Regions from separate parts of the Homo sapiens genome. Here region 2 is linked to region 1. A link is an interaction called in ENCODE POLR2A ChIA-PET data of the cell type or tissue named here. Cell type or tissue: PC-3. All regions are shown on one strand. Links, peaks and the distances in the headings refer to the core of each region. The heading gives the core; the rest is flanking DNA. Region 1 has its middle 27 kb from the start of SLC39A11. Region 2 overlaps SLC39A11 (solute carrier family 39 member 11).

Region 1 (4,388 bases), core at 323-4,322:
GTCAATCAAACATCTTTGAGTTTCCACTGCACCAGGTCTCAGAGCCTTTCTTATGAAAAGAAGCTCACTAGGTCCAATCTTACCTGGCCCCCTGGGGATACTGTGGGGCTTGATAGGGTAACCATCTGTTCTGGTTTACTCAGGACTGAGGGGTTTCCAGGGATGTGGGACTTTTGGTGTTAACTGGAACAGTCCTGGGCAAACAAAAATGAGGTGGTCACTCTACACCACATTGCACACGAAAGAAAGCCAAAGCTCAGGTTACTACCTTGCTACTCAATGTGTAGTCCCTGGGCTTGCAAGGTAGGCACCACGAAGGAGCCTGTTAAAGATGCAAAATCTAGCAGGGTGTAATGGCTCATGCTTATAATCCCAGCACTTTCGGAGGCTGAGGTAAAAGGATTGCTTGAGCCTGGGAGGCGGAGGTTTCAGTGAGCTATGATCACGTCACTGCACTCTAGCCTGGGCAACAGAGCAAGACCCTGTCTCAAAAAAAAAAAAAAAAAAAAAAAAAAGATGCAGAATCTCGGCTAGGTGTAGTGGCTTGCGCGTATAATCCCAGTGCTTTGGGAGGCTGAGGTGGGTTGATCACTTGAGATCAGGAGTTCGAGACTGGTCTGGCCAACATGGTGAAACCTCATCTCTACTAAAACTACAAAAATTAACCAGGTGTGGTGGCAGGAGCCTGTAACCCCAGCTACTCAGGAGGCTGAGGCAGGAGAATTGCTTAAACCTAGGGGGCAGAGGTTGCAGTGAGCCAAAATTGCACCACTGCACTCCAGTCTGGGCAGCAGAGTGAGACTCTGTCTCAAAAAAAAAAAAAAGATGTAGAATCTCAAATCTCAAGCCCCACCTTGATCTGATGAATGAGAACCCACATTTCAACCTGATTCCTGGGGACCTGTGCCCATCGGGTGTGAGGAACATAGGGTTATTAGATAAAATTTGTTCCTTCAGCATCCATGAGTCTGTGCATGTGCTATTTTATTTTGACTGTTTCAATATCAGAAGAAACCATCCAAAATTGGTGCCAAGTGAATTATAGCTTTTTATGACCATTTACAACACCACACTGCAAGAAGGCTAAAGAGTGATTTTGTTTCCTCTCTTCATTCTCTTCTCCAGATTTCAAGAAACAGAATGCAGCAGTCCAGAACATTTTGACTCTAGTGGTTGCTTTGCCAGGATTTCTCAACCTGAGCGCCACTGGCATTCTGCGCGGCACATTCCTTGCTGTGGGGCTGTCCTGTGCATGGTAGGATGTTTGGCAGCATCCCTGGCCTCTGCCTACTAGATGCACCTGTTATTGCACCTCCTCCCAGTTGTGACAGCCAAAAATGTCTCCAGACATTGCCCGATGTCTCCTAAGGGGCCAAACAGCCCCCAGTCAAGAACCACTGGCTTAGACAAAGAAGACATGCTCATGGAAATAAGAGCCAAAAGCAGACATGAGGGAGCTTGTGCTTGCCAGGAGTTTGTTAAAGTCTTGAAAACTATGTTCGGCATGGCACGGTGGCTCACGTCTGTAATCCTAGCACTTTGGGAGGCCAAAGAGGGAGGATCGCTTGAGCCCAGGAGTTTGAAACCAGTCTGGGCAACATAGGGAAACCCTGTCTCTACATAAAATTAGAAAATTAGCCGGGCGTGGTGGCACACACGTGTGGTCCCAGCTACTCAACAGGCTGTGGCAGGAGAATCGCTTGATCCCTGGAGGTGGAGGCTGCAGTGAGCTGAGGTCACACCACTGCACTCCAGCTTGGGTGACAGAGCGAGGCCCTGTCCAAAAAAAAGAAAAAAAAAAAAAACCCTGAAAACAAGGCCACACTGATACCCAACAGGCTTCTGGAGAGAACCAGCTGGGTGACCTGCAGGCCCACCCCATGTCGAAGGGGAAGCTGTCTGCCAGTGACACTAATGAAGACAAGCAGTCCCCAGTTGCCAGGGCTCAAGCCGTCTGCCCCACCACTTACAGCTGCTCTTTGTTATTTCAGCCACAGAGTGCAAGAAAGACCTTTTGCCGTTTTATTAGTGTGCCATGCTGAACGATATTAGAGGTTTCCTAGCAGCATTGTTAAAAAAAAAAAAAAAAAAAAAAGACTGAGTAGTTGACGTTAGAATCACCAGAGTGAACCATCTGGCTCAGTCCCCCACCATCATCACATGAGGCAGAAGGCCATACCAGATGGGGCACTTGCAGAGCTGGTCCCTGCTGTGAGCAGGTGCTGTTTAGTGTCTGGGTAGCCCCAGGAGGCTTATGGACTGAGAAACCATTCCCATCTCTGCCTCCGGGCTGGCCTGGGCCACACCCTTCCTCAAGGCATGTAAAGGAGGTTAACTACTCCATTTGTCAATTTTAAGATGCACTTTCTCCTCCCTGCTCCCACCCCCAGTTCAGCATCTTGGAAATCTGGATTCATCTTACAGCAATAGGACAATGGCCATCAGACAGGTATAAGGTGGGATGCAGCCATCAGGGCCTGACGACGCGCCAATGTCAAAAGCACCTGCAAAAAACTCTCAGGATAGTCCAGAAGGTTTGGAGGGAAATCCAAGAGGAGTGCCCTTTTGGCCCATAAAAGACTGATGGTCATAGAGAACGGGCAAGGAGGCAGGGAATTGGATGTCTTCAGAAACATTCCTGAAGGCGCAGAGTGGGCCAACCCTACTCTGCATGAGTACTACTCAGAGAGTGGTGCCTGGACCAGCAACATCAGCATCACCTGGCAGCTGGCAGGAAATAAATGCACATTCTCGAGCTCCATGCCAGACCTACTGAGTCAGAATCTCTGGGAGTGGGCCCAGCGCCGTGGCTCACGCCTGTAATCCCAGCAGTTTGTGAGGCCAAGGCGGGCGGATCACTTGAGGTCGGGAGTTTGAGACCAGCCTGGCCAAAATGGTGAAACCTCGCCTCTACAAAAATACAAAAATTAGCCAGGTATGATGGCGGGTGCCTGTTATCCCAGCTATTCAGGAGGCTGAGGTGGGAGAATTGCTTGAACCCGGGAGGCAGAGGTTGCACTGAGCCAAGGTCGCACCACTGCACTCCAGCCTGGGCAACAGAGAAAGACTCTGTCTGAGAAAGAGACAAAGAGAGACAGAGAAAGAGACAGAGAAAGAGAGAGAAAGAGACAGAAAGAGAGAGAAAGAGACAAAGAGAGAGAGGAAGAGACAGAGAGAGAGAAAGAGACAAACAGAGAGAAAGAGACAAAGAGAGAGAGAGAGAGAAGAGAAAGAGAAAGAGAGAAAGAAAAAGAAAAGAGAAAGAAAGAAAAGAGAAAGAAAGAAAGAAAGAGAGAGAAAGAGAGAGAGAGAAAGAAAGAAAGAAAGAAAGAAAGAAAGAAAGAAAGAAAGAAAGAAAGAGAAAGAAAGAAAGAGAAAGAAAGAAAGAAAATAAATTTCTGGAACTGGTCCAGCAATCTGTGTCTCAGGCCCTCCAGGATGTTCCGATGTAGGCTCGAGATGAGAAGTGCTGCTCTACATATTTGACTTAAATCAACGAACTTGGCTTAAATCGATATTAGCAACAATTATTAGCAACAATGGCCTTTAGTTCTTTTAAGGAATCTTTTAAGAAATGTTACATCATGGATACTGTAGACAAAGACGATAATATATGAAAAAATACTATCTCAAGTACTCTGACTTGAAAAGTGATAGAGAAGCATCAGACTCAAATATGAGAAAGTTTGAGGAAGCGATTCCTCTTCTAAATATTATATTTCCTTTATATGCATGCAAAATGTATATTTATATGTATGCATAGATGTATAGTTTTCTTCATGAGTATGCACAGCACATAATAAAACTAAGTCTAAAAATTTCTTTTTTTTTTTTTTTGAGACAGTGTCTCGCTCTGTTACCCAGGCTGGAGTGCGGCAGCATGATCTCAGCTCACTGCAACCTCTGCCTCCTGGGTTCAAGTGATTCTCCTGCCTCAGCCCCCTGAGTAGCTGGGATTACAGGCACCCAGCACCATGCCTGGCTAGTTTTTGTACAGATGGGGTTTCATCACGTTAGCCAGGCTTGTCTCAAACTCCTGACCTCCAGTGATCCGCCTGCCTCGGCCTCCCAAACTGCTGGGATTACAGGTGTGAGCCACTACATCTGACCATAAAAGAGCTCTTTTAATAAGTAAAAATTAAATATTCTAAGTATAAGCAAGTATTCGAGTTTTGAACTATACACTTTTTCTTTCTTGACGGTTCACAAAATACTGCATCCTTGGGTTGGCAGAGTCTTAGGTTCCATAAAATGTGGAATTCTACTGTGTAACTTTGCCTCACCTAACCTAACTCTTTTGTGATACAGTTTAAACCTTCTCAACAAGGCCACATTGCAGCTATCTACATGATAGTGTGTTCCGTACTCAAAGATCATTAATCGGCCTT
Region 2 (4,388 bases), core at 253-4,252, 75 kb before region 1:
GGCTCATAATCCGATCTCTTTTCTCAAAATATCATGCAAAATGCCCCAGGGATCTGTACTTTATAATGCTATTAATTTCCCTCTGGTGTCAGAGGTACCAGCATAGAATGATTTAAAAAAAAAATCAACTTAACACCTACCCCACATTAGGCAAACCTTTCCATTTCTGTGTAAGTGTTCATTTTGAAGGAATTTCAGCTCTGGCAATAGAAATGAATTTGTGAAGAGTTAAGGGATACATCAGAATATTCTGGCACGATGGGTACAGTTGAGCATTTCCTTTATTATAGTAGTGACAGTTTCAATACCAAAACAAAATCCAAGCCACAAAACAAAATTTTTCTCGTAACAAATAGGGGAAAGAAAATTATTGCACATAGCTCACTTACAATGCACTGAATGTGTCAACTCTTCACACCTCTAAAAAGGTACACAGAGGTAGGACAGGAAGACACAGTTCAAAAGAACAGCACCCAACTCAGTGCCTACTATGGAGCAGATCCTCCCTCATGTTTATTGAACCAAAGGAACATAGACTCTAACCTCAAGGAGGTTACTGTGTACTTAAGGAGGACACACAAACTTGCAATCCATGTAGGTCAAAGCAATAATCAGAAAGAGGCTGGGCATGGTAGCTCACGCCTGTAATCCCAGTACTTTGGGAAGCCAAGGCAGGCAGATCGCCTGAGGTCAGGAGTTCGAGACCAGCATGGCCAACGTGGTGAAACCCCATCTCTACTAAAAATACAAAAATCAGCCGAGCATGTTGGCGGGCACCTGTAATCTCAGCTACTTGGGAGGCTGAGGCAGTAAGAATTGCTTGAACCTGGGAGGCGGAGGTTGCAGTGAGCCGAGAACACGCCATTGCACTGCAGCCTGGGCAACAAGAGTGAAACTCCGTCTCAAAATGAATAATAATAATAAGAAGAAGAATTACCCAGAAAGTACAGAAGCCAAGAGTTGTCTCCAAGTTGTTCTCCAAATCAGATATAAAATTAACAGTTAAAAGTCAATCAGCAATTCCTAAGCAGAGACTGTTACACGGCCAACACTCTGCCAGACCCCAGGGGGTTGCAAGAGAGGAAGAAAGAGCTAGTGTGGATCTGGGCGCTGCCTCCAGGAGCTGGCTCTGGACTATAATAAGAGAGGCTACAGAAGACATATGATAGGATAAATTAAGAAAGTCTGCAGTCATGCCAAGAAAGGGGATACCAATATTGTTTCAAAATTTAAAAAGCAGAACATCAAAGAACAGGGAGGGGCTCTGGAAGGCTGGACACAATTTGGAAAGGAAATGAGGTTAGGAACTTTCTAGCTGGGAAGCGCAGAGTGGGCAGAGTCTGGAGGCAAGTACACAGAGGCTTATGTTGTGGAGTCCACAAGGCGAAAGAAGGCAGGGAGGAGTTTACAACCAGACATTTGGGTATAATGATGAAACCAGGCAGAATGGTTTGGACTTCACACAATGGGTGGCTTGTTTCCAACTCTGGTTGTACTATAAAATCAACCTGGAGTTTTCAAGCTACAGATGTCAGCTCCCCTCCACAACCTACAGAAACAGATTTGCCAGGGCAGGGGTATGGACACTGTGTTTTAAAGCCTCACACGTGATGCTGCAGCAGCTTAGCCAGCATGGAGCAGGTCAGCATTAAGTACCCACTGTCTTCGGCAGGGTAACGGAGGCATTTTGGAAGGGTAACTTGGCATCAGCAAGCAGAATTGATTTAAGTGGGGAGATGGGACACCAACATCCAGCTGTTGGGCTCTGGACATAATCCAGATGTGACACAGGGCAGGAGACCAGAGAGCAGACAGAGAAACTTGGAAGAAGGAAGGAATCTGCAGGTAACCCTCCAGAATGAGGCTGCCCATGTCTGTTCAATATCAAGTCAGTCAATCAGAAACCCATGATGAGCGGCCACATGAATTTTGCATTGAGTCAGCCTTAAATTTGGCATGTCAGTTATTAATCATGACTCAGTATGAATCAAATCCATATGGGAGCTATATCTGTACTTAATTTGCTTTTATCAAGAAGCCTTCATAATATACCAGCTTTAAATAATTTTACAGAATTAAACCCAACGGCTCAAAATTATAATCAATTACATTCAGCTTCAATTACAGTTATTAATTAACGTAGATGGGCTTGAATGACCTGACTCTTCTTAGCTACGCCTACCCAGTGATAATGATGGGCAGGAGCTTGGCTTACAATCTCCAAACTAGGAAAAAGTACTTTTGCTTAAATAAGAAAAAAAAAAAATCTACCATATGACCCAGTCATTCCTCTCCTTGTTCCCCAAGAGAAATGAAAACATACGTCCACACAAAGACTTGCACAAGAATGTTCACAGCAGCTTTATTCACAGTAGCCCCAAACTGGAAATAACCCAAATGTCCATCAACAGGAGAATGAATAAACACATTGTAGTATATTTATGAAATGAAATACTCCTTAGCAATAAAAGGGAACAAACTACTATCATGCCGACATTGGATGAATCTCAAAATCATTACACGGAGTGAAAGAAGACAAACAACAAAAACTATATGGATACTACACGATTCCTTTTAAGCACAAGGGTATGCAAAACTACTCTGTGGTTAGAAGTCATTAGTTGGTGGCTGGGAGGGAGCCTGACTTAGGGACTAGGAGCTCTTTCAGGGATGTTAGAAATGTTCTCTATCTCAGCTGGACATGGTGGCTCATGCCTGTAATTCCAGCAATTTGGGAGGCCGAGGCAGGTGGATCACTTGAGGCCAGGAGTTCAAGACCAGCCTGGCCAATGTGGTAAAACCTCACCTCTACAAAAAATACAAAAATTAGCTGGGGATGGTGGTGGGTACCTGTAATCCCAGCTACTCAGGAGGAGGCTGAGGCAGGAGAATCACTTGAACCTGGGAGGTGGAGGTTGCAGTGAGCCAAAATCACGCCACTGCACTCCAGCCTGGGTGATAGAGCAAGACTCTGTCTCAGAAAAAAAAAAAAAAAAAAGAAAAGAAATGTTCTCTCATTTTGGGTGGTGGTTATACAGATACACACCACTGACCAAACTCACTGGGCTGACACTTTAAGATCTGGGCATATTGTATATGTATTAGATCTGGTTTTTAAGTCTCAAAAAGGCTACCTGCTCCCCCAATTCTGATGAGCCACATTTGCTACACAGACAGCATGTTGGGTATCCAGGTTCTGGGGTCTATCCTAAAATGGCCTCTCTGGGGTAGCCTTGGGTACAGTCACTAAGTACCTGACAAGGCCCAGGCCCATTCTCAAACTCTAAGTACCAGCAGTGTTAAACCAGCATGGAAGTCATACCCAAAGGGACCTCCCAGCATCCATTCTCAGTGACTGTAGGTCCCCCAGGTGAAGTCCTAGACAGTAATAAGTTCCATACAGCAAGGCAACCATCCAAGACATACCTGGGTTTCAAATTTATTGACCAGTCACCTAATTCTACCTCCAGTGCCATGAAAACAGAGTTAAAAAAAAAAAAAAAAAAAAAAAAAAGCCTCCATGCCCAGTCCTGCTCCAAAACTAAGCTCCTATATTTCTTTTTTTTCCAAGTGCAACTCAGCTCAGCCAACATTTACTAAGCAACTACCATGAGTGAGATGCCCAGCTGGACTGGAGCTCCCATTGGCAATGATCTCAGCTACACCTAATGTAAGACTGCTGTGCTCCAGTCTAATAACGCTTAGGCTTTTTTGTTTGAGTTCAATGTTCCTCTTCTACAAACCCATTACTCTGAATAATAGAAATGGCAAGTATACTCATTACTTTGGTCCTTTCAAGGCAGATCCAGACCAGCCAGATGAGAAAGACTCCCAGAAACCTTCAGTTTGCCAAAATTGTTAACTCCATGCAGACTTAAAAAACAACAGCAACAACAAAAAAACACAGAGTGATGTGGGGCATCCTTATTAAACCTTTTCACCAGCTGGTCATCAAGAGAGTGAGAACATGTTGCCCCAAGCTGCCTCCCGTGGCACTCAGCCACCAACCCATCAGCACTCTCTCAGCTCAGGTCTGTTGATGGGCATCGCACCAGCTGCTCAAGCCTCCCCAACCCCAGCATCACCACTCACTCACACTGATCCAATCTGTTCCAGATCTAGCTGCTAAGAAAGCAGCCCCTCCTATGTTTGAAGGAGAAGAGAAGACTCGGCAGTCTGGCTCCACTGATACAAAACGCAAAGATCTATAAGAGAGGAGTTTCTCCCCCTTCACTCATCTCCCTCAAGATGGAGATGACAAACCACCCACCTGCTAGCTTCATGCCTCTTTTCTTGGCTCAAACGAGCCATGAGGCTTGGAGGCAGATCTTCAAGGTCAAGGGAAAAGAAAGATGCTCCTCCTTGTTCTAAATAGTATTACATTTCAT

What was found. Peaks named below come from ENCODE experiments on the same cell type or tissue, not always from the same donor. Only the 100,000 strongest peaks of a DNase experiment are listed, where the experiment ranks them.
Region 2: POLR2A ChIA-PET joins it to region 1 with 8 read pairs; 4 of 35 experiments call an interaction of 5 or more read pairs at or near these places.

What each region holds. Positions count from the first base shown.
Region 1 is chr17:73,117,111-73,121,498 of GRCh38, forward strand. No RefSeq gene overlaps it. Among named protein-coding and RNA genes, the nearest start is that of SLC39A11, 27 kb to the left of the region's middle. In PC-3, for the core only: no CTCF peak of the experiment used is centred there; no DNase peak of the experiment used is centred there.
Region 2 is chr17:73,041,899-73,046,286 of GRCh38, forward strand. All of the region lies in intron 3 of SLC39A11 (solute carrier family 39 member 11), which reads right to left. Among named protein-coding and RNA genes, the nearest start is that of SLC39A11, 49 kb to the right of the region's middle. In PC-3, for the core only: no CTCF peak of the experiment used is centred there; a DNase peak (open chromatin) is centred at 1,933; H3K27ac peaks cover 899 bases.